Linked DNA regions of Mus musculus: region 1 is linked to region 2. A link is a loop called in an ENCODE intact Hi-C map of the cell type or tissue named here. Cell type or tissue: left cerebral cortex. All regions are shown on one strand. Each heading gives the region's core, and the rest is flanking DNA. Links, peaks and the distances in the headings are about the cores only. Region 1 overlaps Astn2 (astrotactin 2). Region 2 overlaps Astn2 (astrotactin 2).

Region 1 (8,786 bases), core at 449-8,448, 250 kb after region 2:
AGAACAAATGACCCCATTCTATGAAGTCATAGAAGTAAGGAGAAGGCATGAGTGGGGCTAAACATATCTTCTGTTTCATTAGAAACCATTTTATCAGAACCTAAATTTTCAAACCACTTCATTTTTGAATATTTTTACAATATGCTTATTTTGTCTTTAATATTTTATCTCTGATCGTCACCCATTATTTGAGGAGTCTCAGAAATAATGAAAAACTCTGATGTGTGGGGTTAGGGAGACAGAGTGCTTCTAGAATACTTTTCTAATCAAAGTCATGAATTTAACACACACACACACACACAAACACTAGAGAGATTTGAATAAAACTATAATTAATACAAATATTAATATTATAGAAATATACCTATGTTAAAATGTACTTTTTAATAAGTTCAATTTGAACTATTAACCTCATTTTGTTAGATGAAGTAAGATAGTTGTCAAGTCTCCTATGTTCCTTATAACTGAGTTATTTAAAGTCTGAGTGTTCGTTCTGATCCTGGAAAATGAAGTATAAATGCGCACATATCAGGATGCTGTAGTTTATTGATACGCCACACTGTGGATATTTTTGAACACATATTTGTTTGTAATGTATCCTTTCTGAAATTTTCTGCTCTCCTTGGCCTGCTTTGTCTTGTCTTTCAACTCAAGAGAGGAAGGTAATACAAGGCTTCGTGACTTTAATAAAGGACGAGGTTCATAATTGGCTGCAGAGCTAGTTTACTGTGATTTGAATTCATGGGAGGAGTATTTTCAGTCCTGAGAAGGGAAAATTACACCACACTGAAAGTGACTGCTTAGCCACAAGCTGCCAAGCAATTTATTTTAGAAAGTAGTTCCTCGGGCACCCTGCTCTCTGGACTCATCCCAAGCTTTGTTTTAAAATGTTCAGTGTTAATCACAGATGTTCAAAGGCACATCATGGTACAGGTTAATTGGTGGAAGTGCTGCACAATATGGCCCCTGCCTTTTTCATTCTTAACTCATCTGTACAGACTTAATGTTATTAAGACAAGTGGACTGTCTTATTTCTGTCTGCTGCTCTCCAAACCCTGGCCTCTTAATTATTCTATGTGAGAAACAACGCTCGTCACTTCAATGATATGCATGCCTCCCCTTTCAAAGCCCAAATGACTTCCTTTAAAATACCATCTTCATGACATACCCATAAGATACTCTTAACATCACCGAGTTTTCCATGCACCAGTATTATTTTTGCCTTTTTAAAGACATCGCAGTCTCCAAACTGCTGCCAGCTTGTCACAGACACGGCTGTGTTACCCTCAAAACTTGCCTTGTGCATTAAAACTAGACTTTAAACTCCAGTTTTTAAAACTCAGAACTATTGTATTTTAGGGGAAAAATCTCTATAAGTTATGCTTTCCACAAAACAGTTCAGTGACTTCCGTTGTCCTTCATGATCAAGACTGAACATGTCCTTTCTGGCCCTCTGAGCCCAAGTACTCAAATACTCACTGTTGCTTATCTTAGAGTTGTTGAATGTGTCACTGTGTCTACTTGCCTCATTGTATCACATTTGCTGAACTGTAAATTGACTTCCCTTCCCAACTCAGCCTGCTATAGAATCTTTGCTAATTGTTCTCCTTTGACCTTCCTTTTTTTCCTTCATTAAAAGTATTTCTATTTGTGATTGTGCAATGCTTTGGTCAATTTCAGTCTGTCCCACTTGGTTGCAAACCATAAAAGATAATATTTGTCTTATACATTGTATTTAGCACCTACAGCAGTACCTTAAACAGAAACATTTGCTTAGTGAAAAAAAAAATAATAAAGTGATTATAGCGAATAGACTTCAATTTTCTCCAGGGCAAGGAAGACAGGATATTCATGTCCAAAATCTATTATAGTGGCTAATGAACACTCTGACATGGTAAATATGTAATAGACCTGGCAGAGGTGGCAGGTAGACCCCGATGCCCTGAGAAGATACAACCTCAAGAATCTAAGTGCCAGAAATCTAAGACTTCCTCTTCTGTGATTGACTTCTTTCCCCACAGTTTCTGCACTTATCCCTGAAGATAAGCAACTCCAATCAAACTCACGCCCCAACCATGACACAAAAAAAGAAACAAGGTTTATCTCAGAGCCCAGAAATAGGGAAAAATATAAATTGAGCTGAGATTCAGTATGCCCATGAGGGAGGAGGCAATGAAATACCAATAAACCATATTAATATGCTGAAACCAAGCAGAAGAAGTTGAACTCCAACCCAGACTTAATAACTATACGTGAGCAAGTACAGGAAGAAGGCAAGGCGAGGTTTCAGTCAGAATTAAAATGAGATCTATAATGAAACTGGTAATATAATTATAAACTGCGAAAGCGTTTTCCCCTCTTTCTTATTCTTATATTAATGGGCAACTTGCTCAGCAGTGGCTTGGCAGTGATGCCAGGAGATCTGGATGCCCCTTAGAGTGGACTCATTTTTTTTCAAATCTCTTCATTAAGAAAGTCTAAATTTGCTAAACCATAGAAGGAAAAAATATGCTTCAAGTCATTTCTTCCTTAAATAGTAACTGATCTCCAGGTTAAATGTGACAAGGAGCCTGGAGAGGAACACATCTAGGAAAACAATTCTAAGCAGCTGAACATGTTCCAGCCTTTATAGCTATCACAACAGCCAGTGGGATTGAGAGTTTTAATGACACTCTATGCTAAGATGTTAGCTTGGCTTCCAACCAGAATGAATTGTTACTAATTTCCTTCGTTACAAAGGATAAAACTGTGTTTGACGTCCACAATTAGAGACTAATTTCTGTGTTTTGATAGCAGACTGAGTTAAAAAAAATGTTCCCAGGAACTGGGGGACAGAGGGTGGCTGCAAAGGATAGTACAATTCCATTTTATCACATAACCATTCTCTCCTGTTGTTTTAAAATAAGGTTTCATTTCCTTTTAGACTGCAAGGATAGAAGGTAGGTTGGGAGCTCTCCTGAGATGAAGATCAAGTCGCGATGGGTAGAAGGTACCATTAGTAGCTTGGTGTTTGCAAATGATGCAGGAATGAGATACTGAATGACAAAATGAAGGTAATGCATAGCAATGTCAAGTGTGTTATGTAACCCAGGAAGAGATGGGATCCTAATGCAATGTTGCCTCCTTCCTTTGGGTACATTATAACACAGCCCAACTTCCCCTTGCCTCTTCCAAACACAGTTTTAAGACATTGATTAGAGGAAGTGTCAGTCGCCTGATGCTTTTTAATTCTCTTTGCCAACTCTGAGAGGGAGTATTACAAGGAGAGAATGGTGCCTCTTCTTGTTACTTGTTTATCTTTTTCCTCTTTATAAACACAATGAAAGGCTTGGCATAGAGTCTTCATGCATAAACCTGGATAAGTAAAGAAACCCCAAGGGAGAGCTTACTTTCTCTCACCTAGAAAGAATAAACTAAGTGCTTCGAGTCCTGAAGATCACTGTTACTTTATTCTTTCAGATTACTTATTACACGTGCTTTCCCCCTTCTTTCCTCGTTCCTCTCCTTCTCTTTCTCCTAGTTTCCCTCTGTCCATCACATGTTTGCATAGCACCATCTCTGTGACACATACTCGGGATGAAGCCGTGAATAAAGCCAAACTCTGGTATCTCCCAGTTTAGTGGCAATAAAAACATTAAATACAGTGTGTAAGTCCTATCACGGTGTGTCTGACTGAATGCTGTGAAGAAGCACATGAAGAATAGCTGAAAACACTAAGCTATGTATGATTGATGTTGCTGAGGAAGGTGCTCATTGGTGTTATCCAATCTATGTATTATACCACTGTAGCTTGCCTAGTGGACTATGGCTGATGGCATGCTTCACAGTAAGGAGAAAGGACATATCTCTAAATTTGTGTAGACCTTGTGTGGAAATGTCTTTATAATTGTAATAACAATAGCACTAGTAATAAGAATGCATTCTTCCCTGTGCTAAATGCTTTGCAAAGCTTTGCTTCATTTATTTATGTTACCTTATAAAGTATGTCCACATATTATAAAGTAAAGTCTATGTGAACCTACACAAGTCATATGATAATAAGGATGTCATTTAAATCCTTTTTCATCATACATGCAGAAAGAATAGTTTCACATTAACATGTATAAACATAGCAAGTTCAAGTATATTATGTAACCCAAGAAGAGGTGGGATCTAATCTCAATGCTGCCTCCTTCCTTTGAGACCTTGAGTATACTAGAACACCATCCCTGGCTTCAGGAAGCATCACTCAGTGATTAAAATAAGGTCAATCACGGTCAACTCTGTACCTCCACGCATACTTCATGACTCTGGGAAAATGCCTACTTTCCAAACTGCAGTATCTTCATTGTAAATCATGGGAAAAATCCAAGAATCCACTATGTGTTAGTCATTTTGAAAGTAAGAGAAACACTAGACTTTAAAACTTGCAGGATGTTATAATATGTAAAATAAGCTAGGCACAGAAAGACAAACAACACATCTTCCCACTCATATAGAAGCTAAAAATATATGATCTCACAGAAGGGTAGAGTGCTGGGTACTGGAGTTTGGAGATGGAAGGGGGCAGGAGGATCAGAAATGATTGTTCATTGCATATGAATGTGTCATTAGAGAGGAGAAATTTGTTCTAGTTCCCTATAACATACTGTAGTAACATGGTTAGCAATAATTTCTTCCATTTTTCAGAGTGATTAAAAGAAAAGATATTGGCCATTTTTAAATCAAAAGAAATGATAAATGTTTGGTGAGGGATCGGAAGTAATAACTTCCCTGAATTAATCGACATATAGTAATTACATGTGTAAAGGTTTTTACATTGTACCCCATACACATATACATTTCTGGGTCAACTTAAAAATATTCATTTATGCTATGAGGTGTAAGACCTTAGTATCATGTTAGTCTTCCTAGTCTTGTCTCTTCAAGATGGTTCAAATCAATCCGTGTAGCCATACAGTCCCTGGTGTAGATGCTGAGAGCAGAGGCAGCTGAACAAACTTCCCACAGCCCACAAGTTGCCATTTGAAGAAAGCTTAGAAGGATCACGGCCAAGTTTCTCTGGGGACTGCAAGCTCCCAAGGCTGTCTGGATGAAAAAGAAAGTTGTGGGAAGTGACTGTGGTGGGGAAGATATATCCCCATCTCTAGCTCTCAGCTCCAGATGCCAAGGGACTTTCAGCATCCTCAGTGCCAGTGAGAGTATGTGAGGAGGAAGCATGCAATGTTTTCCAAAGGGAGATTATGAGATGAGAAGAATAATTACAACCCGTGCATCCCCCACCCAGCTCTCAATACCCAGTAAAGCCTTGCTATTTTGCTTTCTTCCTCAGCTGGCCCCTTTGGGTTATCTAAAGCAAATATATCTTCAGCTGTTCAGTCTTAGGATTCCCTAAAGCCGTTGGTAACTCCTGGAATCTTTGCTAATGCCCTGGGCATCTGATCATCAGACTTGCCTCTTGGTCATTGGCTACCCATGATGCTCCTGGCTATGTCTTTCCTTTATTATAACTCTGCTTCACATTTGAACTTTTCCAGTAAATTCATACTTTCAGATGTGAATCTGACATTTGCTGAGCTCAGGATAAGAAATCAAATTCTGGGAAAAGTTCAAATGTAACAAGCATTAAAGTTGGATGAGCTGGTAAAGAGGACATGGGCTACAGAGACCAACCCATCCACAGGATTCAAATCTATACTCTCACACTTACTAAATATGTGTCTTGAAAGAGTCTTGATACTTCTAGTCACAAGACAATTTAAAATACTCACATTGTCTTTAAAATTAAAACCATGAATTCCTCCCTTACAGGGGAGTGATGAATATAAATTAGGGAAATGCATAAAAATTGTCAAAAATGCTTGTTCAGTAAGTGCTAATCTACCCTCAATGACATCATGTTTTCGGTGGGCATTGGGAAAGGCGTATTTAAAGACCGTAACAACTGACTAACCTGAAACCAGTGGGACCCAAAAGAAGATTCTGCAAGGTTGCCAGGGAAGAGTGAGTTATTTACCCTGAGACAGAAAGAGGGCCTTACACCATAAACTGAAATAGGATGGATAGGGATTTAGGGACAAGGCCTGTATTTCTTTTAGTAATGAGATGAGAGAGGTAAGACAAGATAAATGGTCTTCCAGCTAAAGGGGGCAACATGAAGGAAGGTGTGGTAAGTCCAGGTTAAAAAAATAATGGATGGAAGCTGGGGCTCCGTCTGAGTGTAAATGCGAGTTCAGGAGAGAGCCAGACTGAAAGGGAAGCCCCATATTTATAGTTCTGGAGCTCAAATCTAAGGCCTTTTTCATGTTAGTTGTGTGTTTGACCACTTGAGGTAACACACAGGCCCAGTATTCAACTTCCAGCCTAAAAATGGCTATGTTGGAACAACTGAACTTATTATTATTTTTTTAATGAATGATGTGGAGGGAGAGAAAAAAAAATGTGAGAGCAACACAAAAGGAGTGTGTGAAGGAGTATGTGCATGCATGAAAATGTTATAGTGAAACCCAGTACAATGTATGTTTTATGTATGATAAAATACTCGTTAAAGGGAAGAACTAGCAGCTGGTGACATAGTGGAGAAGGTGACTGGCAATTTGCCACGAGGACCTGAGTTAGGATTCCTAACATTCACCTAGAAAAGTCAGGCATGCTTCCTTGCATTTGTAACCTGAATTGAGGAAGGAGCAGAAGCAGAAAGATTTCTGGAGCTGGCTGGCCAGCAAGTCTAGAAAAACCAATGACCTATGGCATCAGTGAGAGACTCTCTCAGAAAAATAAAGTAAAATATGTTAGAAGGTAATACCTGACACTAGCCGCTGGCTGGCACACACGTCCATGAAATCCTGAAAGAAAACAAATACTATACAAATACTATACATACATATACATTACACTGAGAGAGACAGAGAGAGACAGAGAGAGACAGACAGACAGAGAGAGAGAGAGAGAGAGAGAGAGAGAGAGAGAGAGAGAGAGAGAGAGAGGAGATGAGGAGATGGTTCTGTAGTAAACATCAGTGACTCATCTTCCCAGGACGAAAGTTCAATTTCCAATACCCACATGATGGCTTCCAACTATCTAGGTCTAGGGGATCAGACACCCTCTTTTGGCTTTCATTGACACCAGGCATAAATTCAGGCAAATATTTACTCATATGACACACACACACACACACACACACACACACACACACTTATGTGTGTAATTCAGAATTCACGCTCTAGAGTTTGAATCAATACATATCTAGATTCAAAGGCCAGCGGTAGGATTTCTCAACTTGTTGATGAAACCAATGATACTTATACTCTTAGCTCATTTCTTAATCTTGTAGGACTGTGAGAATTAAATGAGACAGCAGGACAGGGGTCAGTACAGTGTTCTGCAAGCAGGAAGCATTGACAGTGTTACCTTTTATTAGCCATTATCACCACTCCCTTATTCTAAGTTGACTTCCTTTGTTATATGATCTGAATTTCTTTTTCTGCTCAAAAGTTATTCATTACCTAATTTGGCTAAGTCTAAGCTATAGAATAACATTTCCTGCATTTAGTACTTGAGTATGAATGTTTATAGCTATATAGCCTTCATGTAGTAATTTAATTGTTTTTGGTTAGAATAATCTTCATCTGTGAAATGGGGACAGATATAATACACCACTCCAAGGAGTACTCTCATTTGATATATATATATATATATATATATTTAGCAAATTGTTTCTAACAATGTTACTTTAAAGGCCAAAAGATAACTTTCATATAAAGCCCCAAATATTTGAGGATAGTAGACTGCTGACCACTGTGTAAAAGGGTCTTGAGACTAAAAAATTGAAGCTAGCAGTTCTGCCAACTGGATGTTGCTGTAATTGTTCTATATAGCAATGTCTGAACAGGGGCATCAGAGCCTAGAATGAAAATGAAGGAGTGCTATGCAGCTAGAGCTACAACAAGAACAAACTGGTTGCATATAAAGGGCCAGAGGGACAAAAGCCAGAGCAGAGATGGCACATACCTTCTTGATCTTTGAGGGCCATGGCATCTAGGTATCAGTGTTATAATCTCAAGGAATGTCTTGAACTACATAGTTTAGTGGTAATGTCCTTGCCTAGCACTCATAAGACCTTAGATTCTCTCCCCATCACTGTAAATTCATGTCCTATGGAAGAGGAAGGCAACTTGAATAATTTCCCTTTTGTCAATTGTTAGGTTGGTAGTCAAAAGTTAAAGTCCAAATGCCAGAGTATGTGGCTTCAAGTCCTATCTCCAGCCTTGTCCTTAGTAAATATGAGCATCCAAACATACCAAAATTCAGTGTAATTGTCAAGAATGCACCATCACTAGCTTCAAGAGCCAGGCCTGTGGTGGGATAGATTCAAGCATCGGCTATTATTGATTCCATTCATGCACCGCATTCCTTAAACAAGCTCAAGAATCAGATGCCAACCCCTTGACCACATTAGAAGGAAATGAGTGAAAGCAAGACAAAGGGGAAATGTAAGCAACTATGAACAACGCATAGTGTTAGGACCTTTAAAACCCTGTCTGGCTGAAAATTATTAGTAAAAGATGTCAGTGTACTGAGTGAGCAAAATGAATTTGTGAGACATTTGAAGGTTTCTCTGCTGAATATTTGAATGGTTGGAATATTATCTAACCATCTAGTATTTGGGCCAGGCTGGAAAATGGAGAGAGTTTCAGTCCTCAGAACCTCTAAAGGTGCTGACCTGACCCAGGAAAATGAAGCTTCCAGAGATGGATACTTCCTGAAGAGGCTTACCTGCAGCACTAGTAGGCTGGGCACTGATATTG
Region 2 (8,786 bases), core at 214-8,213:
TTTCCCCTAGAGCTTATGATCTGTATAGCCATGGATTGTTGGCCATATAATGGTGTCAGGTATAGGTTTCTTCTTGTGGAGTAGATAATAAATCTAATGAGAAAGTAGTTGATTATTTCTACAATGTTTGTACACATCCTGCCAGGTCAGTCATTATTGTAGTTTACAGGGTCACAGCTGGGTAATATTGATGATTATTTTTTCTCTGGTAGCATGCACAACACCTACAAGCACCAAGAAAGCTAGCTGCTAAGAATAAGTTTCCAGGTCAATGCCAGTTTGATCTCCCCATGCTTTAAGACCTAAGTATATGGTGTCATTAGCAATGATGTCTCACTGTCAAGTTCTGGATTGGAGGGAGGAGTAACTCAGAGGTGGTGATAGCACTTAATATTTGGAGGGCTCTATAGACCCTCATTGACTAAAAATTTCAAAAGAAGTAACTTACTCCTAGAATTGACTTTTTTGTTAGCCTGTGATAATGACAACAGTGCCCTGGTTTTATTGTTTATGTTGATGCTATGGGCACCAATTAAGGTACCTTTGTGGAATCCCTGGAATATGAATCCTTTCATTCTTTTGTCCTGAGTCCATTATTCCTGGATTCTTCAGGTGTCAATCAAATCAAATACTGTGGACACATTCATCATTCTTGTCCTCTTCTTCAATTAATAAGATTTAATTAATGATTAGTATGAGTTTAATGCATCCTTTCATGCATTATCCACACCATACCTGGTAGGTTCCTATTTATTCTGTACTTTTCTCAGATGAGAACATTTGAGGTTCAAAAGGATAGTCACTCCCCAAAAGATATGAATCTCAAGAGAAGTACAGCTAACATTAATATGTTATGGATATATGTGGCAGAAATGTGACAGAAGACTGCTAGGGTGAACTAAGGTCATCTAGTATAGGTACTCACCCTCAGAAAAGTTTTGGATACTTTCCACTGGCAATCTAGAGTTCTAGATGTTTGAATGGACAGGGAAGGTGCCAAGTGGTAGGCATTCTAGTCAGGCCAGTTGTACTTAATTGATCTTAACCTTATTCTGGGCTGGAAGTATTCAGACCTTACATATCCTATTATACCTTGAGTCTCCTTTCATGATCCCAGTGAAGCCCAACATAATACAATGATCACAGAAGATGCCTAAGAAGAGTGACACACATAGCCCAGAATTATTGTTGGAATTTTCTTGCTTCCATTTTATTGATCCTAAATGAAGTACTCAGTATCTCTTGTATAGGGATGATGAGAATAAGAATGAAGAATATTAGAGGGAGGAACCTAGGATCATAAGAGATGTCTGTTTTCTTTTGTGGCCAAGTCTACTGAAGTTGCTATACTCTGTCATGCCAGGGAAGACTGTCACCTTCTCTGTTTTAGCATTAAGTAGACAGACTTGAAGATGATCTTAGCTTCTGGGAAGGGTCTTTAACCTAAAGTTCTATTTGCTACAGGGTGCCCTAAGGGCATTGCTATTCCTGGTCTGCTGATACAGCAGTTTGTCCATTTTTCTCTATCTTCTCCCTACTGTAGAAAAATGAGGCATCACGGAAGAAAACTGGGAGATTGCCATTATCCTCTGATCCAAAAGACCCAGGAATAAAGAGGAACAAAATCTTATTAAGGTGTTTTTCCTTTGTCCGGGGTCAGAGTTACCCCCAAACCAGTACAATAGATGATTAACATGTCTGACTCTGAAGCCAGGGACTGCTCAAGGTACTAAGCAGCAAGATGGAAACCATCCTTGAAATTCCCATAAATTTTCTTCAATGCATTTCACATAGAAGAACATTGTGTCTCAGTTTTAAACTCAGGTACCAAATTAAAACTAATGGCAACAGAAACAATAGATTAGGCCATATAGGCTCATACTAGGATTCACAGCAGAGTGGCCTTACTGCAGACTCTGACTTCTCCAAAGGGAGGTGGCTTCAGAGGGTAAAGAATGGACATTGGCAAAATCCAGACACAAATGTAAACCATTCTTCATAACTCAGGCTGCATTAGCTCTAAAAATCCCTAAACCTTGCTTTCTTATTTGAAAAAATGAGCCTGAAGATAACAGTCACATGGAGTTAACGATTAAATTATACAAGACATGTCTAGGGTCTGGCAAGTTTAAAATTCTGTAACAACACAATGACGGCTCATTGGGTAATGATCTTGTGCAAAGAATGTAGTTGGGAAATGCTGGACTATTCTCGCCATGTGCACCAAGATGGGTTTGTCCTCGTTTTTGTTCTGTTCTTGCTAGAAATGCTGTTTCTGGTTCTTTGAAGATACCCAGAAATAGCTCTTTAATTCTTTTCCTGTGAGTTGATTAACTAAATAAATGAATGGGCAAGTGAATGAATGCAATTAAGTTTGTATTTTCCGGATCATCTTAATTTGTTTCTGTCCCAGCTTTGTTGTGATGAAAATAACTATCTTCAGTTCTATCTATTTTGGCCATAGACAGACCAGCCTGAGTCCAGGCTGCAGCCTCCTGAGTACTTAGAACCAAGCTCTGTCGTCTTTGAGAAATATGCTGATCTAAGAATCAAGTTAAGGCTATCTTTGATTTCCATATTACTTAGACATATTCAACCCCATTATCATTAGATAATACTAAAGTCTGCTTTATCTTTTCTCAAAGATACTTCCACTCTTACATCAAGAGAATGTAATTTTATCAGAGGCTGTTATGAGGAAATTTAATATGAGAGACCATTCAAGCCATTTATGTGTATAATATTCAGAAATGACACAGTTTCTGCCTTTCTGTAGATGATATTTTCCATTAGTAGGCAACCAGCTCCTGGGTTGATAGTCTCCTGGGCAATCACATCCTTTGGTATGCTTCTCTGATATTACTGCCTGGTCTAGAACATCATCAATCTGGCAAAATTAGTGCTGTTACATTGTCATTATTCTCCTGGCTTCGAGAAATACTTCTTTGTGCTTTATCCTTGCATTCCAACAAGAATAGCCTTCCTAAAGCACAGTCTTACCATGGTGATATCCTTCTAATGTAACTCAGAGGCCAGAGGCTACCCAGCACTGGAAGGTACACAATGTGGCATCATCAAAGCAACTGCTTTAGGTGAATTGAATCATTTACCCATGAATGCATTCAGCCTTTATTCAGCATTGTCCATGTGTCAAATGCTGTTAATAATTTTCATGTATATAGCATGAATGGACCAAATATTTATCCTGTGTGGTTACTATTTTTTTCATGGAGAATATAGATGTTACAATGTAGATTGTCAAATTTATAGCAGCTGTCATAAGGACAAATAAAATATAGTCATGAATACAGAATGGAAGGTAGGGTTTTATGTTTTAAGAGATGGCTGCAGGACATAGTTCAGACAAAGCAGCACTTATTTGGAATCACACAAAGTAGCATGGGGACAAGGAAGCCATTATAGTATCTGGGGGAGTGGAGTTTCAGCAGAGAATGGAAGACTAGGTTGATTTTTCAGCAGTCACTGCCTTCAGATTGAACTTTGTGGTTCTAAGTGAAGTTTTTTCTTCTAAGTGAAGATTCAAAGATGCTGAGACTTGGAGAAGCATTCATTTTCCCTCCCACTTGATTAGTCTTGACTCACCTTCATCTCTGGCTACTCTCTGTTGGTTCCATTCCCACAGAGTCACTTATAGACTCTTCCCACTCACTCATCGCTCCATTTAGGGGAATCATTATTTCTGTCATTTCCACTCATACTCATTTCATCTCCAGTCCAAATTTCAGAGTTATCCCTTTATCTAAGAGGCCTTTGGTGACCTTCCTTTGCTTTCTTCCATTTTGTCTGCTTGTTCACAGGTTTAATTGTAGCTGTGCCATTCGTGAGACTATGAGATTATGAAGTCATTTGAGTCAGTGTTTGGTACATGACCAGTACTCTGTGAGTGTTTATGGAATAAATGCATTTACAAAGAACTGATTTGACTTGACAGCAGGACCAGATAATGACTAAGGCATCTTTTCAAAAGCCATTAATAAATTAATAGATCAGTGGAAATACTTGTTAAGTGTTAACCAATGAAAATGTCCGATCCATGTGAAAATATTGAAAACTTGACTGAATAAAATCACTCTTTACACATGCAAGGTACATTATACCAATCTGTCTCTCTTTGCTCATTTGATCTTTACAAGAGGAGAGACATCAAAAAGCCAAGAAAACTGTGTCAAAGAAGACCAGTGAGTTTGAAAACTATGGCATCCACACTCAAACCTCCTAGTCCATTGCTGGCTCTGCCTATCTGAGTGCCTGTATCGCTAAAAGCTAAGCATATGGATATATATATGTATGTCTGTGCGTGCTTCTGTGTATATGCAGGCAGGTCCATGTGGTGAATTAGGCAAGAAGTTCACAGGAAGCCTTCTGTTGCCACCTGGACTCAAATGTCCCTGCGGGGGCAGTGTGTAATATAACTCAGACATCCGCTTCCAAAAAGCAGGGTTGGAAATGAGTGTGGGTGGTTAGTTAGTTGATTTCTAAAGAAAGGGAGCGAGCAGAGTGAGGAGGTGGTGATGCTTGCTGGGGAAAATATCACCTTGAGGGCCCTTGAAGCTAAAGTCTCAACAGGCTGAGGCACAACAGGAAAGAACACAGTCATTCAACTGCAGCTCTAGGACCTGGGTTCCAGCTTTAGCTCTGCTGTTTTCCTGCACTATTACGAAAGTCAGCACCCTCTGCCTTCTGGGTTTCAATCTAAAATCTTGCAAAGGAAATGAAGCAATGGAGTGAGGGATGGAAGAGGGTAGATCTGTGGTTTGTCGGTTTGTAAGTCACGGTCCCTGGGATTCTTCGGGGTCTGCTGCTATGTTTTGTGGCCAAAGGTTGTAATGGTAAAGGGAAATGAAATGCCTGCTGTTTTGCCCTCAATCTTTGGGAAACTATTTCTTTACATGTTTTGTGTGTGTGTGTGTGTGTGTGTGTGTGTGTGTGTGTGTGTGTGTGTGTGTGTGTGTGTATGTGTGTGTTTGGAGTGTGGTTGGAGCTGGTGAGTAAAATTTCACCTGGATGAAGTTTTTCTATCACTTCAAGTTTGAACACTTCTGGGCAAAATTATCTTAATGGTTCCCAGTTTGTGAAAGGACAATCAGTGAGAATAATGCTTTCCAATTTTAGGCACCCGATTGACAGAGGATGGAGAACAGGTTGCAGGTGGCAGAGCTAAGACAGACAGAAAGGACAGAAAGACACCATCAACCTGGAATCCTGGAACTTGGGGATTTAGGTCTGTGAAAACAGACTTCCTGGGGATCCCCCCCCTTTTATAACTTTATGCTTTATTGGTTTGTTTCTCTTTTCTTCTCTATGCTGAGCAGTTCAGGAAGAGCCTGTTAGGATTTGAGGAGCTCTGAGCTATCTCAGCAAAGCTATATATGCTCCTTCTCTTAACAAACATGGAGTGTAGAAGAAAGACAGGAGAGCAGATATTTTCAACAGCCATTGAAAGATTGGTTGGGAACACCCTTTGTTCTTTTTTTTTCTGTCTAAGCTCCGCCCCACAGTTACCTGGCAACAGTTAGGTATGCTTGATTCACTAAAAAAGGGGCTGCTTGCCCCCTCCTCACTTTCTTGCTCTTTTGCTTTCTATTCCTGTCTCTCTCCCCTTTATCTTCCCCCTTCTCTCGCCATGTGCTTATGGCTAGCCTCTACTCCTCTACCCCTCTACCCCTCTACCCCTCTACCCCTCTACCCCTCTACCCCTCTACCCCTCTACCCCTCTACCCCCCCCCTCTCTCTCTCTCTCTCTCTCTCTCCCTCTCTCTCTCCCCCTGCCTTTCTCTGTTTCTCCTACCCCCTTAACTCCCCTCCCTATGCCCTGAATAAACTCTATTCTATACTATACCATCCTGTGCCTGGTCCCACAGGATAAGGGATGCCTCAGCATGGGCCAGCAAAGACACCCCATTCCCTTATACCTGACTACACCTACATAGAATATATTCCCCCCTCTCTTTATCTTTTTATAAAAACATAATTTCAGAAGCAAAGGCAACACAAGAATGTCTGTAGCTCAGTTGTGGCCTTATGCAGATGGGTAAACAGTCTATCAGAAGCAGGCTGAACAGCCCATCTTACTCTGATGAATCCTGTAGTGTACTATACAAAGCAGAACAAAGGATCTACTGACCTTGATCTCTAATGCAAATCTGGTTATCTTGTCTTCATTCAACTGTCTGAGGTTGGTACTTCTATCTCTATGGGGTTTGGTTAAAGAGGTCTGAAGGATTATAAAATCTGCAGAAAATACAGACTCTAGTACTGCTTTTAGAAAAACATACTCAAAGTATATGTTCTTATGAATATTTAATAGCATCTGATTGGACTACAAAGCCAGTCGCCACTGAACAAACATCCTTGCTTTGTAACGACCCTCTGGCTACCCAGTCTCTGGATTAACCTTGCTCTGTGTCATCACTTCAGAAGCTCTCCATGATTCAAACCAGGAAATGTTAGAGTCCATTGCCATCCCAACTTCTCATCATAAGAGCAAAATGGACACTTGTAGTTTGTACAGTATTCACAATGTTATCTGGTGTTTAGCAAGGACTGGGCACCTCTCTCTGGAGAAACCTGCATCCATATCTTGGGTGTGTATGTATTTTCCTTTTACTAAATGCAACCTTTTTTCCTCTCTCCCTTAATATCTTTGCTTAAATTTACATTAAACCCATTTCTTAGTAAGTTCTAGTTCTATTACATAGTGGTGGATTCCAGAATTCTTTTCTATAGTCAGGAATCCCAGGCTTTCTTTTTGGAGTCGTCTGAAGGGAACTTCTCAAGATGCTACAGGCAGTGGCATGGAGCTGTGTCTCCTGTTTCTTCTGAGGTACAGTCTTCTTGGATGTTCCTTCAGGATGCTTCTATAGCATTGGCATCCAATGACTGATGAATCAAATTCTTCTCCAGTTAGAGAGAATAGACCTCTCTTTATGTTAGCTCTACCTAAACCAAATTATCTACTCTTTTAAATTGGGTATTTATTTCATTTATATTTCCAATGCTATCCCAAAAGTCCCCCACACACCCCCCCACTCCCCCCCCACCCACTCCCACTTCTTGGCCCTGTTGTCCCCCTGTACTGAGGCATATAAAGTTTGCACGACTAATGGGCCTCTCTTTCCACTAATGGCCAAGTAGGCCATTTTCTGATTCATATGCAGCTAGAGACAGGAGCTCCAGGGGGGTACTGGTTAGTTCATATTGTTGTTCCACCTATAGGATTGCAGATCCCTTTAGCTCCTTGGGTACTTTCTCCAGTTCTTCCATTGGGGGCCCTGTGGTCCATCCAATAGCTGACTGTGAGCATCCACTTCTGTGTTTGCTAGACCCTGGCATAGTCTCACAAGAGACAACTCTATCTGGGTCCATTCAGCAAAATCTTGCTAGTGTATGCAATGGTGTCAGGGACCTCATAAAGTTGCAAAGCTTCTGCAAGGCAAAAGACACCGTCAATAAGACAAAAAGACCACCAACAGATTGGGAAAGGATCATTACCTATCCTAAATCAGATAGGGGACTAATATCCAATATATATAAAGAACTCAAGAAGGTGGACTCCAGAAAATCAAATAACCCCATTAAAAAATGGGGCTCAGAGCTGAACAAAGAGTTCTCACCTGAGGAATACCGAATAGCAGAGAAGCGCCTGAAAAAATGTTCAACATCCTTAATCATCAGGGAAATGCAAATCAAAACAACCCTGAGATTCCACCTCACACCAGTCAGAATGGCTAAGATCAAAAATTCAGGTGACAGCAGATGCTGGCAAGGATGTGGAGAAAGAGGAACACTCCTCCATTGTTGGTGTAATTGCAAGCTTGTACAACCACTCTGGAAGTCAGTCTGGCGGTTCCTCAGAAAGTTGGACATAGTACTACCGGAGGATCCAGCAATACCTCTCCTGGGCATATATCCAGAAGATGTTCCAACCATTAAGTAGGACACATGCTCCACTATGTTCATAGCAGCCTTATTTATAATAGCCAGAACCTGGAAAGAACCCAGATGCCCCTCAGCAGAGGAATGGATACAGAAAATGTGGTACATTTACACAATGGAGTACTACTCAGCTATTAAAAAGAATGAATTGATGAAATTCCTAGGCAAATGGATGGACCTGGAGGGCATCATCCTGAGTGAGGTAACCCAATCACAAAGGAACTCACACAATATGTACTCACTGATAAGTGGATATTAGACCAGAAACTTAGGATACCCAAGACATAAGATACAATTTGCTAAACACATGAAACTCAAGAACAATGAAGACCAAAGTGTGAACACTTTGCCCCTTCTTAAAATTGGGAACAAAACACCCATGGAAGGAGTTACAGAGACAGATTTTGGAGCTGTGACGAAAGGATGGACCATCTAGAGACTGCCATATCCAGGGATCCATCCCATAATCAGCTTCCAAATTATCTACTTTTAACTGAAGCTTCAATTCAAATTTCAGCTTCTCCATAATTGTGTCATGGACTCTGTAGTCCACGTTCAAGTTTCATGCCCTTTCTAAGTGTTTGCCCTCCATTTTCAGCTCACTTTCATACCTGCATGGATAACTTAACACCATGTTTGCTTCCTGTCTGCCAAGCTGCAGGTAGGACATGTTTTGAGATCAGACCACATGTCTGTCTCTTCTGCCAGATCTGGATGCTCTAACATGTAACAGTGGTAGATAAGTTAACCTTTATTCTATGCTGGTGGTGAACAGACCTGTATTCCTTAGGGCTTCATTCTTTGTCTGCTAGCCAGAGAGATTCATAAAG

What was found. Hi-C counts contacts between places; a loop is a spot of excess contacts. Peaks named below come from ENCODE experiments on the same cell type or tissue, not always from the same donor. Only the 100,000 strongest peaks of a DNase experiment are listed, where the experiment ranks them.
Region 1: it touches region 2 in a loop (2.6-fold over the local background); 2 of 42 quality-filtered maps call a loop at or near these places.

Annotation. Positions count from the first base shown.
Region 1 is chr4:65,972,733-65,981,518 of GRCm38, reverse strand. The region is part of intron 6 of Astn2 (astrotactin 2); the gene reads left to right. Among named protein-coding and RNA genes, the nearest start is that of Gm31533, 350 kb to the right of the region's middle. In left cerebral cortex, for the core only: no CTCF peak of the experiment used is centred there; DNase peaks (open chromatin) are centred at 845, 4,395 and 5,056; H3K27ac peaks cover 1,893 bases.
Region 2 is chr4:66,218,768-66,227,553 of GRCm38, reverse strand. All of the region lies in intron 2 of Astn2 (astrotactin 2), which reads left to right. Among named protein-coding and RNA genes, the nearest start is that of Astn2, 180 kb to the left of the region's middle. In left cerebral cortex, for the core only: no CTCF peak of the experiment used is centred there; DNase peaks (open chromatin) are centred at 2,433, 3,607 and 4,443.